Linked DNA regions of Homo sapiens: all the other regions are linked to region 1. Evidence: chromatin loops called from intact Hi-C (ENCODE). Cell type or tissue: endothelial cell of umbilical vein. All regions are shown on one strand.

What was found. Peaks named below come from ENCODE experiments on the same cell type or tissue, not always from the same donor. Only the 100,000 strongest peaks of a DNase experiment are listed, where the experiment ranks them.
Region 2: a loop joins it to region 1, with 7 times the contacts of the local background. A loop is called at or near these places in 5 of 110 quality-filtered maps.
Region 3: a loop joins it to region 1, with 7 times the contacts of the local background. A loop is called at or near these places in 7 of 110 quality-filtered maps.

What each region holds. Positions count from the first base shown.
Region 1 is chr2:240,910,857-240,918,856 of GRCh38, forward strand. It overlaps CROCC2 (ciliary rootlet coiled-coil, rootletin family member 2), which reads left to right. Exons shown (of 32, transcript NM_001351305.2): 2 at 7,870-8,000. Among named protein-coding and RNA genes, the nearest start is that of CROCC2, 8.5 kb to the left of the region's middle. In endothelial cell of umbilical vein, a CTCF peak has its summit at 3,655 (motif pointing right); DNase peaks (open chromatin) are centred at 2,575, 3,025, 3,445 and 3,655; H3K27ac peaks cover 1,070 bases.
Region 2 is chr2:241,214,499-241,222,498 of GRCh38, forward strand. It overlaps ANO7 (anoctamin 7), which reads left to right. Exons shown (of 25, transcript NM_001370694.2): 18 at 307-404; 19 at 1,595-1,740; 20 at 3,188-3,393; 21 at 3,741-3,883. Among named protein-coding and RNA genes, the nearest start is that of ANO7, 30 kb to the left of the region's middle. RefSeq lists enhancers at 1,800-2,331, 4,439-4,538 and a silencer at 2,966-3,095. In endothelial cell of umbilical vein, no CTCF peak of the experiment used is centred here; a DNase peak (open chromatin) is centred at 3,173; H3K4me3 peaks cover 1,344 bases.
Region 3 is chr2:240,846,970-240,854,969 of GRCh38, forward strand. No RefSeq gene overlaps it. Among named protein-coding and RNA genes, the nearest start is that of AGXT, 18 kb to the right of the region's middle. In endothelial cell of umbilical vein, a CTCF peak has its summit at 4,412 (motif pointing right); a DNase peak (open chromatin) is centred at 4,432.

The DNA.
Region 1 (8,000 bases):
GCAGTGACTCACACCTGTAATCCCAGCACTTTGGGAGGCTAAGGCGGGCGGATCGCTTGAGGTCAGGAGTTTGAGACCAGCCTGGCCAACATGGTGAAACCCCGTCTCTACTGAAAATACAAAAATTAGCCAGGCATGATGGCAGGCGCCTGTAATCCCAGCTACTCAGGAGGCTGAGGCAGGAGAATCGCTTGAACCCAGGAGGTGGAGGTAACAGTGAGCCAAGATCGCACCACTGTACTCCAGCCTGGGAGACAGAGCGAGACCCTGTCTCAAAAAAAATAAAATAAATTTTTAAAAAAATTTTTCATTTTTCTTTAAATTGTGGGAAAATATACATAACATAAAACTGACCATTTTAACCATTTTTAGGAACAATTCTGTGGCACTAAGCACATTCGTAGCGTTGAGCAACCATCACCACCATCCACGTCCACAACTTTTTTTTTTTTTTTTTTTAGACAGAGTTGGTCTCTGTCGCCCAGGCTGGAGTGCAGTGGTGCGATCTCGGCTCACAGCAGCCTCCGCCCTCCCATCTTCAAGCAATTCTCGTGCTTTAGCCTCCCCAGTAACTGGGACTACAGGCACACGCCACCATGCCCAGTTATTTTTTGTATTTTCAGTGGAGACGAGGTTTCGCCACGGTAGCCAGGAGGGTCTCGAACTCCTGACCTCAAGCGATGTGCGCGCCTCAACCTCCCAAAGTGCTGGAATTACAGGTGTAAGCCGCCACGCCCGGCCCCAGAACTTTCATCTTCCCAAACTGAGACTCTGCCCCCATTCAACATTCACGCCCCATTCCCCCCTCTCCCAGCCCCCACCATCCTACTCTCTGTCTCTATGAACTTGGTGACTCTAGCAGCCTTGTCTAAGTGGATCAGATGGTATTTGTCCCTTCGTGGCGGGCTTATTTCACTGAGCATGACACCCTCGAGGTCCACCCATGTTGTAGCAGGCGCCAGCATTTCCTTGCTTTTTAAGGCTGAGTAATGTTCTACTCATAGAGGGACCACACTCTGTTTATTCATTCATCTCTGAATGGACGCCTGGGTAGCTTCTGCCTGCCGGCCGCTGTGAAAATGCTGCTGTGAACCTCGGAGTACAAATATTTCTTCGAGCCTCTGCTTTCAATTCTTTCGGGCAGATGCCCAGAAGTGGATGGCTGGGTCGCGCGGAGAGTCTACATTTAATTTTGTGGAGACCTGTCATGCTGTCTTCCGTAGTAACCGCACCGTCTTACCCTCCCGCTTCTTTTCCTCTCTGACGTACGCACTTCCCTCCAGGCAAGGTTTATCTGTCTGTACTGTTGTTACTCATACCACTTTTAACACCAAATGTGTGGGTTTTTCCTGACACCAGCCAATTCTCCACCTCCCTGGACACCAGCTAGCTGTCCTACAATTCAATCCAGTTCGGACCCTAACCATCCAGAGCGGGCACAGACCCACAGTTTAAGGACTCAGTCCCATAAAGCTGCCCCACCTCAGATGCCAATCACAAGTCCTGGGCCTCCCGTATTCTGTCTGACTGGCTATGAATTAGGGGTTCTTCCAACTCCCTGCTCAACTTGATAATTTGCTGGAACAGCTCACAGAACTCTGGAAGTGACTTTCCCATTTGATTACTGGTTTATTATAAAGGACACAACTCAGGACTAGCCGGAAGGAGAGGTGCCCAGGTCAAGGTACAGGGGGCAGGTACGGAGCCTCCAGGCCCCTGGGCACACCAACCACCCACAGCACTGCCTTGTATTCAGCAACCCAGCCTGCCCAGCCCTGTGGTTTAGGGTTTTTATGGAACCTTCATTAAGTAGGCAAAATTCATTAAATCACTGGCCGTTGGTGATCAGCTCCAGAGACAGCTCCTCTCCCCTCCCCAGATGTCAGGGTGTGGGGCTGAAAGCACCAACGTTCTAATCGTGCCGTGGTCTTTCTGGTAACCAGCCCCTACTTTGCGGCTATCCAGGGGCCCTGGCCATCAGTCGTCTCATAGGCCAACAGAAGACACGCTTATCACTCAGGAGATCCCAAGGGACCAAGTCTAGGGTCCCCACCACGGGACAGGAGCGGTGGATGGTTTCCAAGCAGCCAGGCCACGGTGCCCGTCGCTGAGCTCCGCACTGTCACAAGCAAGCCAGAGGCAGATGCTCAGCCCATCTCCCAATCTCCCAGGCCACATCCAGGCCCTGTCAGGCACAGCCAGGGCCACTGTGCTAACAACACGGGCCCATCCTCCCGCTCAGGAACCCCCACTAGCCCCGGGGTCCAAGGATCGTGTCCCACAATCCTCCACAGAACATTTGAGGCCCTCACGGTCTGGAGCCAGGTTCCTGCTCTGCCTCACTCACCCCCATCCCCACTGCCCCTCCCCCAGACCCTGCACAGACCCCTGGAGATGCACCCCCTCCACCTTTGCTTCCACAGCTCCCTCCACATGGACACAGTGCCCGGGCTCTCTAGCTGGTGGGCTCTTTCTTATCCCACCTCCCCCAGGAAGCCTGCGTGGGCGCCAGGGACACAGGGATAAACAGGAAAGACAGGGTCCTTGCCCTCCTCGAGTTCCTTGTTCTGAGTCATTTTGCCATTGGTGATTCGGACCTGAGGCAGTTCCAGCTGAGCTCTCAGTCTTCTGAGCAGGAGCAGTGCGCTGTGTCCGAGCCTGTCTGTGTGCCAAGCATTGTGTTGGTGGCATAGAAGGGAGTGAGAAGTTGTCTCTCCCCATCCACAATCCCTGCCTCAGTGCCTAGCCGGCCGGGGTCCTGCCTGCAGGGGTGGCCTAGATTTATCAACACCTGAGGAGCAAACTGACACCCACAGAGGCATGTTCCCGCTCCTGGGTGATGCCCAGGCCCAGAGTGTGCTCCACAAACACAGAGACTTAAACTGAGCAATTGCTGAAATACAGCATTTTGGAGGCCAGGTGTTATCCCAGGCACAGAGAAGCTCTTTTTCCTAAGGAAATGGAGCCTGGCAGGAGGCCACCCAGCCCAAGGCCCTCTCTGCGGCGGGCCGGGCTGCGGAAGGACGGCAAGCAGACGTCCGGTGGCTGGACTTGGCCGGAGGCCCTGTCCTCAGATGTGTTCTTCAAGCTGTGCCTGCTCCTGGCAAGGCCAGACTTCCCCGCCCAGGGATGCTGGGAGGGCCATGGAGGGCCCGGGAGAGAAAGGCAGCAGCCGCAGCATGGCTGGGCTCAGACACAGGAGGAAAGGGGCTGCCGCCCGGCCCGGAAGCTGCTTGGTTCCCTGCCCTTTGCTCAGGCTGGGAAGGGGGCACACAGGGGAGGAGAACTGCAGTGGAGCCAAGTCCAGACACCGCCGCTGGGAAGGCTCATCAGTGACCACCCTTGTGCGCGAGTGGGGGCCCAAGGCTGGGGTCCCAGTCCTAACGCTGCTGCTGAGCAGGTGCTCTTGAGCAAGTCTCAGAGGTGCCAAGCCTCACCCTCCTCACCCATTAAGGCGGAGGCCAGAAGCCTCCAATGCAGGCCAGGACAATGGATGTGAAAACGTTTGCAAGTGGAGAGCGTGGAGAACCCTGCGGGCCGATGCTGGCGCGCGCCTTCACTCTCGTGGACACACATCTTTCATTTTCCACTGAGCACTGGTCCGAGATGCCGTCCAAACCCCCAGCCCCAGCCTCCGTTCTACAAGAGCAGGACCTGGCAGCCCCCTGCAGCGCTCCTCGCGGCCACACGGGGGCACTGTTGGAGCTCAGGGAAGGGACCCTCCACCCTCTGGCTGGGAGCTGCCTCCATCCCACCCCTCACTCAGGAGGTTCGCCCTCCACCCCACCCTTCACTCGGGGGTCCACCCCTCAATGAGGGTGACCCAGGCTGACCGAGGAGCCTGCTGGTGGGTGGGCGGGGGTCCCGATGGACGTGCTCCCCCTCCCGCCCCCAGCTCAGGCAGCTGTCCAAGCAGGACGGGACGACGGGGTGGTGGGGCTGCTGAGGGCTGGTGGGGCCAGTGACCCTTGGGTCTGAGCTTCAGCAGGCCCCTGACCGTCCCTGCTTCAGATGGCTTTGACGAGGGTGTGGGGGATTTCCCTCCAAGTCTTCTGACCCCTGACAGCATCTCCAAGGTGATGCCCCAGGCGCAGGGATGGGAATCAGCGCAAGAGCGTGGCCTCCAGATAAAGCCAAGACTCGGGTTTTTCGGTGCAGACCTACAGTCCCTGCGCCCTCCCTGCAGGCGGAAGCCTTTTGCAGGCAGTATGGGCTGGCAGGTGCGCTGTGGCTCCACCCCACCCCAGTGGAGAGCTGGGGTCGTGTCCCTGGCCTCAGTTTCCCCATCTGCAGCATGATGATAAGGTGACCTCCCGGCCCCCCATTCCAGGGTCTTGGCCAAGGCCCTGGAATGGGGAAGGGGTGTAAGAGGAGAGGCCCTGGTAGCAGCCCTGAAACCCCCGGTCCCCAGCAAGTGCCAAAGTGCAGGTGGGACCCTGGATCCACACGAGGGTTCTGATTCCATCAGAGTGTGGGAGGTCATTTGCCTCCAGGCAAGATTCCAGCAGCTTGCATTTCCCAGGGGCTGGTGGCCAGTTGGGGGCAGGCAGCTGAGGCCACACGTGGTCCATCCACTGCACCCTCACAGAGCCTCAGCCCCTGGCCCTGGGATCCAGGAGGGCCTGGATGGCCAACGCTCCCATTTCACAGATGGGGACATGAGGTGGGGGGTAACACCCACGGTCTCTGTTTATTGGTGGCATAGCAAGGACCCCAGTCCAACTCTTTTAGAGGGGAGCCCTGCTCTAACCCTGTGGAGGCAGAGATATGGGGAGCCCACATTTCCCCCAAGGTTTGGCTGTCCCTCTCCACACAACCAAATGGGGTGGCGCAGCAGTGAGGACCCGCTGGCTCTCCCTGCTGGGCCACCCCCCTCAGGGCCAGGATCGGGTTGAGTGGGCCAGCTACCCCTAGCGTAGCTCCACTCAGGGGCTGTGACCTCCCTGGGGTCTTTAATGCAGGTTGAGCTGAAGAAGGTGCTGGGGGCAGGAGGAAGAGATAGGGGCCGGGCTCAGCTGTGAGTCTGGGGCCTTAGGGGAAAGTGACCTCCAGCCCTGGTGTTCCCTCCCACTGCGAGGCCTTCTAGAATACAAGCCTCCAGCGGACGCTGGGCCACAGCCTGGGCCCACCCCGCAGAGGCCCCGGGCGGGAAACGGGCAGGCCCAGAAGGACCCACAGGTCGCGGAGGGGACGCCCTGCCTGTACCCGCCGGCGCAGGTGGCAGCGCAGAGTCCCTGGGAGGGGCCTGGGGAGTGGGCGGTGCCGACCCTCAGGACCACCCTGGAGCCGTGGGGAAGGAAGCAGCATCGGCGGGGTCCTAAGCGCTTAGGCTGGCGGCACAGGCCTCCGGACACGCCGACCTCCACCTTCCCTTCCTTCCCCTCCTCTCCCATCCCTGCCTCTCCCCTGCTTGCTCCTTCCCTCAGCCCTTCTCTCCTCCGGGTGGTTCCATGGGGGCGGCGCTGCCCTCACACTCCAAAGTCGCGCCCACTCTACGCCCCCTGCGCCCCCCTCTGCGTCCCCCTGCGCCCCCCTGCTCGCCCCCTCCTTCCCCGGTGCCCCCCGCCCACCTGCACGACCCCTGCGTCCCCCGCCCCCCCCATGCGCTCCCCCCGTGCCCCCGCGCCCCCGCGCCCCCTGCGCTCCCCGCTCCCCCCGTGTCCCCCTGAACGCCCCCTGCGCTCCCCCCGCGCTCCCCGCGCCCCCCTCCGGCTCCAGCTGGGCCGCGGCCTATTGCAGGCACCCGTCCACAGATGGAACCCATTACGCCCCAGCGCCTCTCGGGACGTCCCGCTAATAAGTGACCCTCTGTAAATGTTAGGAATGAGTCAAGTTTACTCCGCGCTGCAGCCTTCCCGTTAGCGGGTGGCGCCGCCGATGCCCGGGGGAGCGCAGGGCGGGAGCTGCTGAGCAGGCGGAGGGAGGGCGGGGCAGAGCCCTTCCCAGTCTGGGGGATTGAGCGGAGCATGACGGTCTCTGATCAAGGAGCCTGGGGTGCCTCTTGCCACCCTGCTGGGCCTCCGTTCTCCGCTGTGCAAAATAAGGGGTTTAGAACAGAATGGCTGAGCCCCTTCCAGCAGCTCTCCTCCTGGTTGGTGGTCTTGGCACCTGGGTCCCAGCTGGGCCCAGGAGGAGGAGCAGGGACTTCCCTCCCCCTCCCCCACTGGGCTGCTGCTCCCAAGGGGGGCCCATTACTCCCTCCAGAAGAAGAGGCAATGGGGGAACCTGCAGTGAAGGCGCCTCCCAAGACCTCCCAGGGGACTGAGAGACAGACCCTGGTGCACGGGCTGTCGGGAGGACGGGCGGGCTGGCCCCAGACCTCAGCTGATAGTGGGGAGGCGTTTGCTGAGTGGCTGCCCTTTGCAGGGCAGCAGAGTCGGAATAGGGCCTCTCCAGGCGCCATGCTGAGCCTGGGTCTGCGGTGACTCTCCAACCCCGGCGAGGGGGGCCGCGATCTTTGGGGTGCAGATGGAGGAGGAGGCCTGTGTCCAGGGAGCATCCGGGATAGCCAGACAGCATGCACCAGGTGCAGGAGGCCTGGCTGGGGTTGGGAGGAGGGTGGGGGAGCAGGGCACAGCCACCAGCCCAGGCCTGAGGTCAGAGTCCGGGGACGCAAGCAGGGTCTCAGGGAGGGCCAAGAGATGGGAGGCAGGAGGCAGCCAGGTGGTCACCCACGTGGACCCTGGTCAGGAGGAAAATCCAGGAGGCACAAGGTGGGGGAGCTGCCCTGCGGACCCCAGGGAGAGGGGTCCTCTGTGCTGGCGTGGGAGCCAGGCAAGGAGGACTTGGGTGGACTCTGGCGTGCCATGCTGGAGAGCCCTAGGAGTGGACATCCCCTCCCAGCTTCCCCTGGCAAGCATCCAGTCACCCTTTAGTAGTTAATTCACTGCCTGAAATTCAGATATCCTTAAGGCAGCAGGCCGGGGACAGCTGTGGCCTTGCGTATTCCTGCGGGATCCTGCCTGGGCTTCTGCTGGTTTGGCACAGGCGGCCTGTGTGTCCTGCCCACAGTCGGTAATCTATTTCACCTGGCAGGAGTCCCCTGCCCTGGGGTCCCGGCCCTCCCCAAGCTGTGCCCCTGCCCGGCAAAATGCCATTAGAGCCCAAGACCCTCAAAACCAGGCTGGGGTACCCAGGACACCCAGGCACTCCTGGGGCAGAAGGGCAGCCATTCAGCAAACACCTCCTGAGTGTGAGCCCAGGTCCTGGGCCTTCCTGCCCACTTCTGGGCCTATTGGAGCCTCTTCCCTGGCAGTCGGCTTTCATGAAGGACCCACCTGGGTCCCGATGGACCGAGCCTGTGGAGGGGCAGTGGGCAGCTGAGCAGAGAAGGATGGGTTCAGCCTCAGCCCTCTGACCCATCCTCAGCCCCCACCCCCCAACAAACACACACAAACACACTGGGCTCTGTGACTGCTGCGTGGGATCTAGGTCCCTCCTCTGGCCCCACCGTGCAAACAAGCTGTGAGACCACCTGCTCCAGGTGGGCGAGGATGTTGGGTTTCTTGTGGAGCAGAGGCAAAGGAACCTGCCTGTCAGCATCCCCTAGGGAACTGGCAACCGCTTAGCCAGCGCTCAGCCCAGCCCCCACCAAGACAGGGCAGAGCCCCAAGCGCAGTACCTGCTCCTGCTGACCTCGGCTGGGTGTGGTCCTCCTCTCCAGAACCTGGGGACAGGCGCAGCCCCACTCCGCAGGTGCAGAACCAAGGCATGCGCCTGAGTGACCTGCCCAGCCTCACCCTGTCCTCTCCAGGGCACTCTGCTGCCTTGGGGTGGCCCTGTGGCGGCTCCCATTCAGTGGGATCGTAGAGGGTGCCTGGCAGCTGTTGGGGGCTGCCATCTCCAGGTATCTCTGGGGGTGTCTTTCAGAGACTGGAGGACACCATCCTGAGTCCCACAGCCAGCAGGGAAGACCGGGCGCTGACCGTGCGTGGGGAAGGCCGGCAGGCCTCGCCCACCCCCGTGCCCACCCGCATCCGTGAGATCGTGGCCGGCAGCCT
Region 2 (8,000 bases), 300 kb after region 1:
AGCCAGAGGCTACAGTCAGCCCCATGTAACCCCTTGTGGGTCTCCAAAGGAAAACTGGGGTGCCATTAGGTACATATAGCAGTGCCCCCTGCAGCTTTCCAATGCAGTCTTCCAGCTGGACCTGGGGGCTCCTGTGAGGTCGGGAGGGAGTGTTATGGTGGGAGCATCTCTGCAACCCTCCAGGTGCCCAAGGCATGTCAGGAGGGAGGTGGGGGCCGGGATGAGGGCCAGCTTTGAGACAAGAAGGGATGCGTGGGTGAGTGGCTGGTCCCCCTCTCCCAGCTAACCTGAGCCCTGCTGCCGTAGTGCGCGGCTGGAGGCTGCCTGATCGAGCTGGCACAGGAGCTCCTGGTCATCATGGTGGGCAAGCAGGTCATCAACAACATGCAGGAGGTCCTCATCCCGTGAGTCCCCCACTCCTCCCTGGGTGGCATCCAAGGACCGAGGGACCCCAGAGCACCTGGCAGTAGCAGCCTCCAGCCCGGCCCTAGCTGGGAGAAGAGGTGAAGGGAAGGCACCTTGCCTGGGGAGGGGGAGGGGGAGTGTGCCCGGCCGTCTGCCCCGGGCTCTGGGCTGCCCGCCCTGCAGCTGCCCTGTGGCTGGCTGAGGTCTTCTGGGTTGTAGTTGTGGGAGACGCTACCCCTGGGACCAGCTTTGGCTGGGGAGGGGGTCTGGGCTCCTGGACCCAAGGCTGGGGTGATGGCTCTGTCCGTTCAGAGATGCTGCGGCTGGGCCAGAGTATTCCTTGGCATCCCCAGGCCCCAACGCAGCACAAGAGGGAGGAGGAAAAGGAGGTCCCAGGGTTGATCCTCAGACACACGTCTGCCTCAGATGCCCCTGCCAGGGACACCCTGACCACAAGGCTCCCATAGCCAGAGTCCTTCAAAGAGGCTGCCCAGGGCCTCGCCTCCCGCTCAAGGCCAGACTGACCTGAACGCCCTCCCAGCGCCCCCTGAACACCTGATCTGCCCCCAGAAGGCAGCTCCCAAATCAGCACTGACATTTCTGGGCCACCAGGAATAGCAGTTGGGAGATGGTGGCCATGCCACATCCCGAGAGATGGCCCTGCCTCTTGGAACTATTGGTGCTGTGAAACCACAAGACCATAAGGTGCAGGGTGGAGCTCTGTGCCTGGCAGGAGCAGGGCACGGATGAGTGACAGTGTGATAAGGCAACATGCACACATGCCCCTGTGTAGGACGAACCCAACACGTGGGCCTCCACATCTGCTTTCCCTGGGACACCACAGTCGTCCTCGTCCACTCCCTCCCAACCTTGGCAGAGCTCTTGGCACTGCTTTGCAATTCCGGGAGGAGCCCATTACCCCTAAAGCCTTAAGGAACAATGCGGGGGGCTGGGCGGGTGGACTGCCCTCCCACATCTGACCAACAGACACAGACGCTTTCACTGAGTCCGATCTGCAAAGCTGTTGGCTCTCACTGCGTCCACCCCTCAGCCCCAGACCCCATCCCTCCCTGCTGCCCTTCAATTGCAAAGCAACAGGCTTGTCCCGGCCACATCTCCCCCAAGGACTATAGCAGCCACTGAGACCCATGTTGGATCAAAGGCCATTTTCCTGTATTCCCGTCCCCAGGAAGCTAAAGGGCTGGTGGCAGAAGTTCCGGCTTCGCTCCAAGAAGAGGAAGGCGGGAGCTTCTGCAGGGGCTAGCCAGGGGCCCTGGGAGGACGACTATGAGCTTGTGCCCTGTGAGGGTCTGTTTGACGAGTACCTGGAAATGGGTAGGAGCCCGTTAGCAGCTGCGGCAATGGCTGGCGCCGTGGGCAGGGATGGGTGGCCACTCTGCTCAAGGGCCTCCCAGCCTGACATTCCTGTGTCTGCATCTGCCCTGAAATGTGCTGTGGGGGTGGGGTGGGAACAGAGGGTCGGGCCTGTGGAGAATCCAGAAAGGAATTCTTTTCCCCTGAGAGTGCCCAAGAGGGTTGGCTGAGGACAGAGGGGCACCGGCACGGGGAGGAGGCCCCCGCGGCCGTTGCAGAGCTCCCCTGGGGTCCCTGGACCTAGAAAGCATGGGCCAGAGCAAGGGAAGAATTAGGAGAGCAGGCCCTGGGGGCTGACAGAAGTCCTCCAAGGGTGAAGCCACAGTGGGAGGCAGCGGCCTGGAGAGCCAATGTTCCCAGAAATCTCAATGCCCACGCTATTTGCAGACCTACCACTGTCACCTTACCAGGTGGTGGCCAGTGCCAGGGGCTCACTGCCTGCACGGGTGGTGCACTCTGGAGGGTGGGTCTGTATCACCTGTGCCGTCCCTGCAGTGCAGGGTCTGACTCTGAGCTGACAAAAGGGAGAAGGAATCATCAGGCAGTTTGTTTGTTTGTTTTTGTTTTGTTTTTTGAGACGGAGTCTCCCTCTGTCGCCCAGGCTGGAGTGCAGTGGCGCCATCTCGGCTCACTCCAACCTCCACCTCCCAGGTTCAAGCAATTCTCCTGCCTCAGCCTCCCGAGTAGCTGGGATTACAGGCGCCCACCACCACGCCCGGCTAATTTTGTATTTTTAGTAGAGGCGGAGTTTCACCGTGTTGGCCAGGCTGGTCTCGAACTCCTGACCTCAGGTGATCCACCTGCCTCAGCCTCCCAAAGTGCTGGGGATTACAGGCGTGAGAAACTGTGCCCGGCAGGCAGCTCTTAACCTAGCAAGCGGGCATGTGAGCCGGCAGGCCCCGGAGCTCCCCAGCGTAGCCGCGGCATCTGTGGAAAGGGAGCAGGCCAGTTCCCAGGGCGAGGAGTGGACGCCCTGACCCTCCTCCACTGAACCCTGGACCCCAATGATCTCACTAGTAATTCTCGGCGAAGACCCAGAAGCCCCTTCCAAAGAGCCCTCTCCTAACAGCTCCCCTGTGGGGTGACTGGAGAAGCTGGTTGTAAAATCAGGAGCAGGTTTCTGCCCCAACGCCTGCCCTGAGTTAGTTCCTGAGCTCACCGAGCCGGAGAAGGCCCGTGACCAGCCAGAAGCACGGAGCGCAGGGCAGGACAGCCGGCCTGAGGCCGGTCAGGAGAGGCGGCCCTGGCGCTGCGCGGTCCAGGACGAGGGAGACCAGGAGGTGGGGGCGGAATGAGCCGCGATGGGGTGGCGGCACCACGTGGACTGGCCGGTCCTCCGCGGGGGGCGCGTTCCGAGGGCTGAGGGCGGACGGTGGCGGAGAGCCCGGCCGTGACCCCCTCCCCGCAGTGCTGCAGTTCGGCTTCGTCACCATCTTCGTGGCCGCCTGTCCGCTCGCGCCGCTCTTCGCCCTGCTCAACAACTGGGTGGAGATCCGCTTGGACGCGCGCAAGTTCGTCTGCGAGTACCGGCGCCCGGTGGCCGAGCGCGCCCAGGACATCGGCATCTGGTTCCACATCCTGGCGGGCCTCACGCACCTGGCGGTCATCAGCAACGTGAGGCCCGGGCGGGAGCGCGGGGCGGGGCGGGGGCGCGCAGGGGCGGGGGCGGGGGGGGCAGCGGGGGCGCGCAGGGGCGGGCCGGGGGCAGCGGGGGCGCGCAGGGGCGGGGCTGGGGGCATCGGGGGCTCGTAGGGGCGGGGCGGGGGGGCGGCGGGGGCGGGCAGGGGCGGGGGGCAGCGGGGGCGCGCAGGGGCGGGGCGGGGGGGGCAGCGGGGGCGCGCAGGGGCGGAGCGGGGGCGCGCAGGGGCGGGGCGGGGGGGCAGCGGGGGCGCGCAGGGGCGGAGCGGGGGCGCGCAGGGGCGGAGCGGGGGCCGCCTCGCGCTGACCCCTCCGGCGCCCAGGCCTTCCTCCTGGCCTTCTCGTCCGACTTCCTGCCGCGCGCCTACTACCGGTGGACCCGCGCCCACGACCTGCGCGGCTTCCTCAACTTCACGCTGGCGCGAGCCCCGTCCTCCTTCGCCGCCGCGCACAACCGCACGTGCAGGTGAGCCCCGCGCCAGGTGGAGGGGGCCGCGGGCGCACGAGGACGAGGCGGAGCGGGGCTCGGGTGGGGTGGGGGTGCGGCGGTGGGGAGCCGGGAGGGGCGGGCGCCGCCGGGCAAGGCCGGGGGAGGGGGGGAGCTGGGGGCGCCGTGGGCAGGGGCTGGGGGGAGGTTCCCCGCGGTAAGGGACGGAGCTTTGCGGGGCTGGAGGGCAAATCGTGGATTCTAGGTGAATTGCTAGTTGGTCATAGTGTAGCAGGACGAGTCGCAGACAGAACTCCTCAGACACCGGATTAAAGAAGGAAGAGGTTTTTTTATTCGGCCGGGGGCGTCGGCAGACTCGTGTCTTCAGAGCGGAGCTCGCCGAAAAAGAAATTCTTAGCCCTTTGAAGGGCTTACAACTCTAAGGGTCTACGTGAAAGAGTCATAATAGATCAAGTAAGCGTGAGGAACGTGACTGTGGGCTACATACATCAGCTAACGGTACAAAAAGTTTTACGGTGCTTTCTCATACAGCGTCTGGAATTCACACATAACACCAGTAGTTTTGGTCAGGGGTTAATATTATTGTTATTTTAACCGCCAGGGCCAGGTGGTGGCGCCAAGGTCATCTAGCTATTTATCTTCTGTTTCTTTCCAGCTTTTTGCTTTCTTCCTTTTCTCCTGTCTTATAAACTAGGGAAAAGGGGAGGTTGGGGAGAAACTGGGAAGGACAACAGGAGAAGTGGTGGCCTCATACCATAATAGAACCTGCAGAGCAGGTAGATGTACTTCACCCGCAGTTGTGGAGACTTCCTTTGTGATCTGGTTACAATGAAGTTTTGCATGTGTTTCAATAAACTTGAAAAGCATCATAGTCTCCTAATGTTGGAGCAAATCTCAGCAGTAAAATTACGAAACCATAGGGTTATCAGTCTTTTCATATCGGTCTCTCTCAGGTTTTGCTTTTGCTCTATGTATTTTGAGCTTTTTAGTTGTGTACGAATTCATACTTGTGATCTCTTCATAATGGATACTTACTTTTTCCTTTTATTCTTTATCTTTTTTATTCCTCCTCTCCTGACTTCTGGTGGATGGGTAAAAGTGTTCTGGTTGTTTTTTTTATTATTATTCTTTTGCTTATTTGGAACCGATGGCATATATTTCTATTATTTTAGGGGTTACTCATATGTTTAGCATACATTCTTTTCTTTTTTCTTTTTTTTTAGAGACTGGGTCTTGCTCTGTATCCCATTCTAGAATGCACTGCCACAATTATAGCTCACTGCACCCTAGACTTCCTGGGCTCAAGCAATCCTCCCACCTCAGCTTCCCGAGAAGCCAGAACTACAGGCGTGTGCCACCAGGCCTGGCTTTTTTTTTTTTTTTTTTTCTTTAAAGAGATGGGGTCTTACTATGTTATGTTACTCAGGCTAGTCTCAAACTCCTGGCCTCAAGCAATGCCCTGGCCTCCCAAAGCACTGGGATTACAGGCACAAGCCACCACACCCGGCTAGCACACGTTCTAAACTATATATTATCCTAACAAAGCCTGAATGAACTCAGTTTTGTTTCCTCTCTCTGTGTATGACTAGGATCTTCACATGCCTTACCACCTAGTAAGCAGCAATCTCTCCATCTTATTATTGTTACATGGAGTTTTAGTTTTACTGTTAAAAACACACATGAAAAAACATTTTCAGTCATCTGTTCATCAAATTTATTTGTGTATTTTGTTAACTTCTGTGGTTACAGTAATTTCTTATGTATTGCCTTCTCCGAGTCTTTTTTTTCTTGCTGAAGTATATCCTTTAGTAATTCTTTCAGTAAAGGTATGTGGTTAGTGGGGTCTTCACATGCAGAAATGCATACACATATGTATGCATAGAAATATGTATCACGCATATGTATGATAATATTGCCATGCATTTTTGTCCTTCAAATAGCGGATATAAAAGTATAGGTCGAGTTATTTTCTCTCAGTTCTTTGGAAATATTATTCTTTTGTGACTTGGCTTTTCTGATTGGAAGCATTCATAGCATTTAAGAATTTTTCTGGCTGGGCATGGTACCTCATGCTTATAATCCCAGCACTTTGGGAGGCCGAGGCAGGTGGATCATTTGAGGTCAGGAGTTCGAGACCAGCCTGACCAACATGGTGAAACTCCATCCCTGTTAAAAATACAAAAAAAGGCTGCACACAGTGGCTCATGCCTATGTTCCCAGCACTTTGGGAGGCCAAGACCATCCTGGTTAACACCGTGAAACCCCATCTCTACTAAAAATACAAAAATTAGCTGGGCGTGGTGCTGGACGCCTGTAGTCCCAGCTACTCGGGAGGCTGAGGCGGGAGAATGGCGTGAATCCAGGAGGCAGAGCTTTCAGTGAGCCGAGATTGTGCCACTGCACTCCAGCCTGGGCAACAGAGCAAGGCTCCGTCTCAGAAAAACAAGAACAACAAACAAAACCTGGCTGTGGCAGTTCACGCCTGTAATCTCAGCTGCTCTGGAGGCTGGGGCAGGAGGATCATTTCAACTCGGGAGGCGGAGGTTGCAGTGAGCCGAGATGGCGCCACTGCACTCCAGCCTGGGCAACAGAATGAGACGCTGTCTCAGGAAAAAAAAAAGAAAAAAAGAAAAAAGCACTACCTTTACAGATGCCTGCTGGTGAAACAAATCAAAGAAAATGATATTTTTATTTTTTTATTTATTTTATTTTATTATTATTTTTTTGAGACGGAGTCTTGCTCTGTTGCCCAGGCTGGAGTGCAATGGCGCGATCTTGGCTCACTGCACGCAACCTCCGCCTCCCGGGTTCAAGCGATTCTCCTGCCTCAGCCTCACAAGTAGCTGGGATTACAGGCGCCCACCACCATGCCCAGCTAATTTTTGTATATTTAGTAGAGATGAGGTTTCACCATGTGGGCAAAGCTGGTCTTGAACTCCTGACCTCAGGTGATCCGCCTGCCTCGGCCTCCCAAAGTGCTGGGATTACAGGCCTGAGCCACCTTTCACGCCCGTCCTATTCTCTTTTTTCTTTGGGACAGAGTCTTGCTCTGTCACCCAGGCTGGAGTACAGTGGTGTGATCTGGGCTCACTGCAACCCCCGCCTCCTGGGTTCTTGTGCATCAGCCTGCCAAGTAGCTGGGATTACAGGCGTGCGCTACCACACCCAGATGATTTTTTTTTTTTTGTATTTTTAGTAGAGACAAAGGTTTCACCATGTTGGCCAGGCTGGTCTCAAACTCCGAACCTCAGGTATCTGCCCACTTCAGCCTCCCAAAGTGTTGAGCCACTGCACTTGGCCTAGGGAAGGGATTATTTCTTTTTTTTCTTTTGAGATGGAGTTTTCCTCTTGTCGCCAAGGCTGGAGTGCAGTGGCATGATTTTGGCTCACTGCAACCTCCACCTCCCAGGTTCAAGCGATTCTCCTGCCTCAGCCTCCTGAGTAGCTGGGATTACAGGTGCCTGCCACCATGCCCAGCTACTCTTTTATATTTTTAGTAGAGACGGAGGTTTCACCATGTTGGCCAGGCTAGTTTCGAACTCCTGACCTCAAGTGATCCACCTGTCTCAGCCTTCTAAAGCACTGGGATGGCCGGGCGCGGGGGCTCATGCCTGTATTCCCAGCACTGTGGGAGGCCGAGGCCGGTGGATCACAAAGTCAGAAGATTGAGACCATCCTGGCTAACACGGTGAAACCCCGTCTTGACTAAAAATACAAAAAATTAGCTGGGCATTGTGGCACGGGCCTGTAGTCCCAGCTACTCAGGAGGCTGAGGCAGGAGAATCGCTTGAACCCAGGAGGCGGAGGTTGCAGTAAGCGAAGATCACGCCACTGCACTCCAGCCTGGGCAACAGAGCGAGACTCTGTCTCATAAATAAATAAATAAATAAATAAATAAATAAATAAATAAAGTGCTGGGATTACAGGCATGAGCCACCGCGCCCGGCTGAAAGAGTTACGTCTTTGTTTAGTTCTGGAAATGTCTCCATCTTACTCCTTCCAGCAGTGCTTCTCTGCTTGTCCATTGTCGTCTGGAACTCCCACTGGGCTGTGGCCTGCTTCCCCCCAAGTGTGCTCTCTGTGTTGCCGCAGGGTGGTCTCGTCGTCACTGTCTCCCAGTCCCCAGTCTCTCTTC
Region 3 (8,000 bases), 64 kb before region 1:
AGGCAGTTCTTTATGATAGCGTGAGAACAGGCTAATACAGACTCTCAGCTTATCTTTCCTAAATACAGAAAAATGAGGGCCTCAGCAAAAGCCTGGCTGCATCAATGCAGGTTTTCTATACAGATGCAAATTTCCCCACAAAAGAAAGCTTTGCAGGGCTGCTTCTGTTTTCAGGCCCTCTGAACAGCCATCTCAAAATATGTCAAAGAAGTTTATTTGTGGGGGATATATTTTGGTTTCCTTTCTGGTGGAAGCTCAGATCCTGGGGGAAGGTGAGCCTCCAGGCCTGCCTCCTTCTCTCCCTCTCCGCTGCCCAGAAACTCCTGGGACAGGGAGTCTGGACCCTGGTGAGAGAATCTGAGAGAGTGGGCTGGCCAGGCAGCCAGGGCAGGGCAGCCACACAGCCCTGCAGAGAGCACTGGCCGGACCTGTGGCACAGCTGGCCTCCTGCCAGGAGCTGCCCGTGTGCCAGGCACCATGGCCAATCCCTTCCCTGTCAACCCTAAATAAAGAGATTCAGAAAACAGGATGAAATGGACAGTTAACTTGAGCACAGAGCATAAGGACAGCCACCTGGGAGCACAGACTCCAAAGAGTGGGAGTTGGTGCTCCGAAGTTCTGGGGGCTATTTGTATAGATAAGGTTTGGGAAGCTTAACAGGTGATATGGTTTGGCTGTGTCCCCACCCAAATCTCATCTTGAATTGTAGTTCCCATAATTCCCAGATGTCATGGGAAGAACCCAGTGGGAGGTAACTGAATCATGGGGACAGTTTCCCCTATCCTGTTCTCATGATAGTGAGTGAGTTATCATGAGATCCTATGGTTTTATAAGAGGCTCTTCCCCCTTCACTCTGCACTTCTCTCTCCTGCCACCATGTGAAGAAGGACTACAGTTGTACATTCGAGGTAAGGAACACCGTTGGGCATTAGAGGGAGAGGAGCACCACTGTACTTTAGAGGGTGAGGTGCACCATTAGGCATTAGAGAGTGAGGAGCATGGTTGTGCATTAGAGTGTGACAAGCACCATTGTACATTAGAGGGTGAGGAGCACCGTTGTACATTAGAAGGTGAGGAGCACCATTGTGCGTTAGAGGGTGAGGAGCACCGCTGTACATTAGAGGGTGGGGAGCACCACTGTGCGTTAGAGGGTGAAGAGCACCGCTGTGCGTTAGAGGGTGGGGAGCACCGCTGTACGTTAGAGGGTGGGGAGCACCGCTGTGCGTTAGAGGGTGAAGAGCACCGCTGTGCGTTAGAGGGTGGGGAGCACCGCTGTGCGTTAGAGGGTGGGGAGCAGGGCTGTGCGTTAGAGGGTGGGGAGCACCGCTGTGTGTTAGTGGGTGGGGAGCACCACTGTGCGTTAGAGGGTGGGGAGCACTGCTGTGCATTAGAGGGTGAAGAGCACTGTTGTGTTAGAGAGTGGAGAGCACTGCTGTGTGTTAGAGGGTGAGGAGCACTGCTGTGCATTAGAGGGTGGGGAGCACTGCTGTGTGTTAGAGAGTGGGGAGCACTGTTGTGTTAGAGGGTGGGGAGCATCACTGTACATTAGAGGGTGGGGAGCACCGATGTGTGTTAGAGGGTGGGGAGCACCGCTGTGTGTTAGTGGGTGGGGAGCACCGCTGTGCGTTAGAGGGTGGGGAGCACTGCTGTGTGTTAGAGGGTGGGGAGCACTGTTGTGTTAGAGAGTGGAGACCACTGCTGTGTGTTAGAGGGTGGGGAGCACCGCTGTACATTAGAGGGTGGGGAGCACTGCTGTGTGTTAGAGGGTGGGGAGCACCGCTGTACATTAGAGGGTGGGGAGCACTGCTGTGTGTTAGAGGGTGGGGAGCACTGTTGTGTTAGAGGGTGGAGAGCACTGCTGTGTGTTAGAGGGTGAGGAGCACTGCTGTGCGTTAGAGGGTGGGGAGCACCACTGTACATTAGAGGGTGGGGAGCACTGCTGTGTGTTAGAGAGTGGGGAGCACTGTTGTGTTAGAGGGTGGGGAGCACCGCTGTACATTAGAGGGTGGGGAGCACTGCTGTGTTAGAGGATGCGGAGCACTACGGTACATTAGAGGGTGGGGAGCACTGCTGTGTTTTAGAGGGTGGGGAGCACTGTTGTGTTAGAGGGTGGAGAGCACCGCTGTACATTAGAGGCTGAGAGCACTATTGAAGTTTAAAGGGTGTATTAGTCATTCTCACCTGCTCTTAAGGAATACCCAAGACTGGATAATTTACAAAGGAAAGAGGTTTAATTGACTCACAGTTCTGCATGTGGGGAGGCCTCAGGAAACTTACAATCACGGCAGAAGGAGAAGTAAACTCGTCCTTCTTCACTAGGCGGCAGGAGACAGAAGAGTGAGGAACAAAGGGGGACGAGCCCCTTATAAAACCATCAGATCTCGTGAGAACTCACTCACTATCATGAGAACAGCATGGGGAAACTGCCCTCATGATCCAATCACCTCCCACCAGGTCTCTCCCTATATATATAAAACGGGGATTAAGGGGATTACAATTCCAGATGGGATTTGGGCGGGGACACAACCAAGTCACATCAGAGGGTGAGGAGCACCGCTGACACTAAAGCTTGAGTCCTGGGCCCCACAGCATGTGATACTGGGACTTGTTTACATCTCAATTCTTTAAAAAGATGTCTTTTAGATGACTGGGCAAACATGTCTATGGCCAGGCTCCCAGGTGATAGAAAGGAATTGTTATTGGCTTTTTTAAGTGTGACAATGGCATTGAGGCTGTGTGAAAAAGGTCCATCTTTTTAGGTGTGCACTGGAAGATCTGGGTGGAAGAACACACTGTCGGGGTTTGCTTTAAATCTTCAGCAAAATTAAACAAGTAATACGGAGGGGGTCCTGAGAAAAGAAGCTGGACAGCAGGACGCTGCCGGCTGTTGAGGCCGGTGCTGGCGCCAACAGTTTCACTGTCCTCATGTCTGTGCCATTGGAGAACGTCCTCATTACTTAGAAGATATTTTAAAATGGGACAGCTGTGACGTGTGCTTCAGTGGGAGGCTCCCTCCTCCCTCACAAGGAGGTTTGGCTTCCTTCCCCATAGAAGATTCTCCCCATTACCCCAGGGCTAAGCTGAGGGAGGAACAAGAGGGCTCACCCCACAGACCTTACAGAGCTGTCCTGAGAAGAAGTGGAGGCTGGGCCAGGGATGGGGTTTGCCCAAGGACACACTGCAGGTTGAGGGCAGAGCCAGGCACTGAGCTTGTCGAGAAGGCCGAGAAGCAGCCCCGAAGTTCAGGGCCCATGGCTACGCCAAGTGCCATCAGGAACCGGGCTGTGGAAGCCCCTAAGGACGGCCAGAAGGACCAATCTAGGGGCCTTCATAGCAGCTCACTCACCACGGGGAAGAGACAGTGCAGGGGCAGGAGCAGTGAAGGGCGGTGGGCGCTGCCCAGGGCAGGCCCAGCCAGGGCAGTGAAGGGCGGTGGGCGCTGCCCAGGGCAGGCCCAGCCAGGGCAGTGAAGGGCGGTGGGCGCTGCCCAGGGCAGGCCCAGCCAGGGCAGTGAAGGGCGGTGGGCGCTGCCCAGGGCAGGCCCAGCCAGGGAGGGTAGTCAGGCTGGTCTAGGGGCCAGAGCCCTGCGTGAGAAAGCCCCACCCACTGCTTGTTGATGACGAATGGTGGCAGATGGGGGTCAGAGGGCACTGGGAGCACCAAGGCTGGACGGGGAGATGAAGACAGGATGGCTGGGCTACAGAAGGCAAGAGGCACATGAACCCCACAGACATTTCCACTGGAACCCCCGTCAGAGCCACCTGGGTACCCTCTGAGTCATTCAAGTGGAAAAACAAATCCACAAACAAGTCCCTCCCTGCTTAAACCTGACCGACTGCCTCCTGACCATCCTCTGGTCACGCCTGAACTCTGGGCCCCCTGCTGCCGTCCCCCATTGCTGCCGTCCCCCACTGCATCCACCCCATGTGCAGGCTGCTCCCACCCCAGAAGCCTCGAAGGCCAGGGACCCGTGGGGTCCCTCCGTGACTCGGTACCCTTCCCCTCGCTGTCCCCTGAGTTTCCTTCAAATCAGGAAGCCTCCACCAGCCCTGGCCCGCTGGCTGGGTCCCTCCCCGAGAGCCAGGTCACCTGTCACTGTCTCTCACCATCCTCAGCCCCATGGACTGTGCTGCAGGTGGCCACTGTCACGTCACCCAGGCCAAGCACACCCGTCAGGATTCCCAAGGCAGGTCGGTGTCCAGCCGCTTCCCTGAGGCTGCAGGCCCAGGCGGGCTGCGGAGTCTGTGCCTACATACCGCGGGCCGAGCTTGCTCCAGGCAGGGACGGCGCGGGAGGCACAGGTCCTCTTTGGGCCTTTCTGCAGGTCCTCCTGCCCCACATGGACATGCCAGCTGTCACTTGCACCATCAGGAAGAACAAGAATCCTGTGTGCCCTGTGGTGGGGCCACAGTCGGCCGCTAGGTGTCACTGTTTCCTCAGAGACCAGCACATTGTCCCTATGCTTTCTCTCTGCAGTCCCTGGCTGGCAGCTCCTTGGGCAGGGTGGTGACCTCTGACCCCAGACCCGTCCCCCCTGAGCTGGTCCTGGCTCCACCGGGAGCTCCGTCCCCTGGGCTTCCTGCTGATATGTAAGTCAAGCCTGAGCTGCCGCGTTGGGGCCACTGATCTGGGCAGAGCCTCGTGGGGTCTCCCAGGGGCTCAGACGTTGGCCAGGACCCCACAGGGAGGATGCTCAGGTCAAAAAGATGCCCGCACTCCGGGCGCTGCCCAGAGCTCTTAACTCTCATGCTGAGAACAGCTTTGTGTGCTGAGTGTTTCGCACACCCGCAGGCCCCGCACGTTCTGCCTGCTGTTCCCTGTAATCCTGACCTCGCCTGGGAGTGGCAGGGCCACCCACTTCGGGAGCGGTGGAGATTGGACTATTTAGAGCACACACGCTGGGGAACCAGGGGAAGAGTTGTGAAGGGGTTAAGCAAAAGAAGCCTTTCTCCTGGGCTTGTAGATGGCCGTCTTCTCCCTGTGTTTCCACATGGCTGCCCCCCATGTCTGTGTCCTAATCCCCTCTACTTATTAAGACACAGTGGGGTTGGATTAGGGTCCATCCTAACAGCCTTATTTAACCTTAATTAGCTCTTTAAAGACCTTATCTCCAAATATGGTCACATCCTGAGGGACTGGAGGCAAGGACTTCAACACATACATTTTGGATGGCACAATTTAGTTCAAAACACCTCCCAGCCCCAGCTGGCACTGCCTTCCCGAGCAGACCCTCCAGGCTCTCTGCTGTGATCTGCCATTGCTGTAGGTAGAGTCCATCCTCCCATGATTCCGCGGGGCTCTCAGCATAAACCCAAATCCTTCCTGTGGCCCCACACACCCTTTGGCCACCCTGCAACCTCCCCCTGGCCACACTGTCCTTCCTCTGATCCTGGCTGCACCCTCCCCTCCTACCGGGGGTCTTGCGGGTGCTGTCCAGCAGGCCTTGCTGCTCTGGGCCCCATCTTCATGCCCAGATTAACCATTCTCCCCAGGCAGATCTTGGCTCAGATGTGGCTTCCGCCAGAAAGTCTTCCTTTCCCTCCTGCTCACTCCCTGCCGCGGCCGCCTCTCCTCTGAGGTCTTACCATGCGGTTGCCCAGGTCCCCACTTCTGGGCCAGCACATTGGAGCAGTGAGCCTGTGCATTTTCTCACTGTTTTATTCATGATCATTTATTCTCTTATGATTAATCCAGAGAAGATTATCAATAAATGATGGTGAATAAACAAAAACATGAATTAATGAATCAAAACCTCAGAACTTGCCCAGGATGGGAAAACAAGGTTGTCAGCATTGAGGACAGTAGCTGTGGCTCTAACCAAGAATCAACCGTGTGGAGGGAAACCACACCACTGCCTGAGGTGGAAACAGGTGGCTGTGCAGGTTTGCCAGGGCTCCAGGCTGACAGTTCTCCAGGAGGGCTTGCTGATCTTTGATTTTTTTACAAGGAAAGGACACACACACAGTCAGCACAGGGCAGGGCACGGGGCAGAGCATGGAGGAAACCAGCGCGAGCTTCTAGCGTCCTCTCCAGCTGCAGCCCGCGGGACGCATGCCATTCCCCAGCACCACGTTTTGGTGACGCGTGTGACATGTCCCAACCATGGAAGCCCTTCAGTGCCTCAGAGCCTCAGTGCCAGGGCTGTTCTGGGGCTGGTCATGCTGCACCCTCTGCCCGGCATGCCTGCAGATCCCAGATCCCTGGGAGGAAAGCAGGTGCCCAGCAGAGCCGCTTGTCTGCACAGACAGCTTAGGTGCAGTGGCCTCTCTGATCTGCCAGGGTGGTGAGGACCCCCGAGATCCAGTGCCGAGGGAGCACCCTGGCCTGCTTGTCACCCTTCCCTACACGAGAGTGATAAACCGCTTTCCTGGCATCCAGCAGATCCAAAGAAAGGAGATTCACCCTGGAAATGCCTTGGTAAAACGTTCAATTTAAGCTGTGGCCAAGTCACTCCGATGCATACGGGTAGCGACGCTGCCTCTTTAAGTGCTGTCAGATGACTTCAGTTGTTTCTTTCAAAAGTTCTGTGGGATGGTAGATCACACAGTGCACAGCACCAGTCTGTCCTTTCTTTTACCTTCCACTGGGGCCCAAGATTGTTCTGGTGTTTACTCCATTCAAATATCAGTGTATATTGAATGATTTCAGTTATACGGACAAAAACGTGGCAAAATAAACATGAGAAAGTGACACACACCCCCACCGTTGTAAAAGTGGGCTTTGGCTGGTAGTGGTGGCTCACGCCTGTAACCCCGGCACATTGGGAGGCCTAGGCAGGTGGATCACGAGGTCAGGAGTTCGAGACAAGCCTGGCCAACATGATGAAACCCCATTTCTACTAAAAATACAAAATTAGCCAGGCATGGTGGTGCACATCTGTAGTCCCAGCTACCTGGGAGGCTGAGGCAGGAGAATAGCTGGAACCTGGGAGGCGGAGGTTGCAGTGAACCAAGATCGGACCACTGCACTCCAGCCTGGGCAACAGAGCCAGACTCCATCTCAAAAAAAAATAAAAGTGGGCTCATCTAAATAGAGGGTATAAAGGCATTTAATTTTTAAAACAATGTATTTTGATGTTTTAAAAGTGTTTACAATGAGCACACAATACTTTTATTGTAAAAAAAATCAATTTAAAAAGTGCATCTCAAGTAGGCATCAGATTGATTTTCCTGAGAAAATCCTTGAGAAGGGCAAGGCCACCAGCTTCTCATCAGCACTGGGGCTGAGCTGATTCGTGGCTGTAGTTTCCCAAGTGTCCTCTTGTTACCAAAACACCAGGAGTCTGGTATCAGTCCTGCTGCTTGCCACACAGAAAGCCAATAAGAAGGCTTTAATGGGGAGCTGCAGCCAAGAAGGTGGGAGATGCATCTCAAATCCATCGCCCTGATCAACTAAAATTAGAGGTTTACAGAGCAGAAATGTAACTATATGCAGGAAAACAGGAACTAGGGAGAGTGAGGAAGAGGAGTTGGTCAGGAGGAAGCAGGTGGCCGGACAGGCAGCCATGACGGGGGAAGGGTCTGGCATCCCTTTGTCTAGATGCCACGATCTGGTGAGTCTCCATTCCTTCAGACTATCTGGGAGGACTGAAGGCCAATTTCCTGAGAAAGGAACTCAGATAAGACAGATGTAGCTTTCTCAAGTTTTAAGACTGGGAGGGCCAATTTCTGTGTTTATTCAAAAGAAACCATCGACATCCGTTCTATGGGACAATTGGGCAGGTTTCACTGTGGCACGTTATGCCCAATGATGCTCATAAAATCCCTGAGATGCAGGCCAGGGTGGGCGTGGACATCCCCCCTCCACAGGGCAGAATTCCAGGTGGAGAGGCTCGTGAGTGGGTGCGGGCTATGCACAAAGGAGAACCCAGCTCGCTCAGACCCCCTTCTCCTCAATGGCATCCATGCCAGCCTCTGTGGAACACCAGTCACTATGATGCAGGGGAGATTCTTTGCTTTGCTCAGGAAAGAATTCAAGAGCCAGCAGGTAGTGGAAGGAAG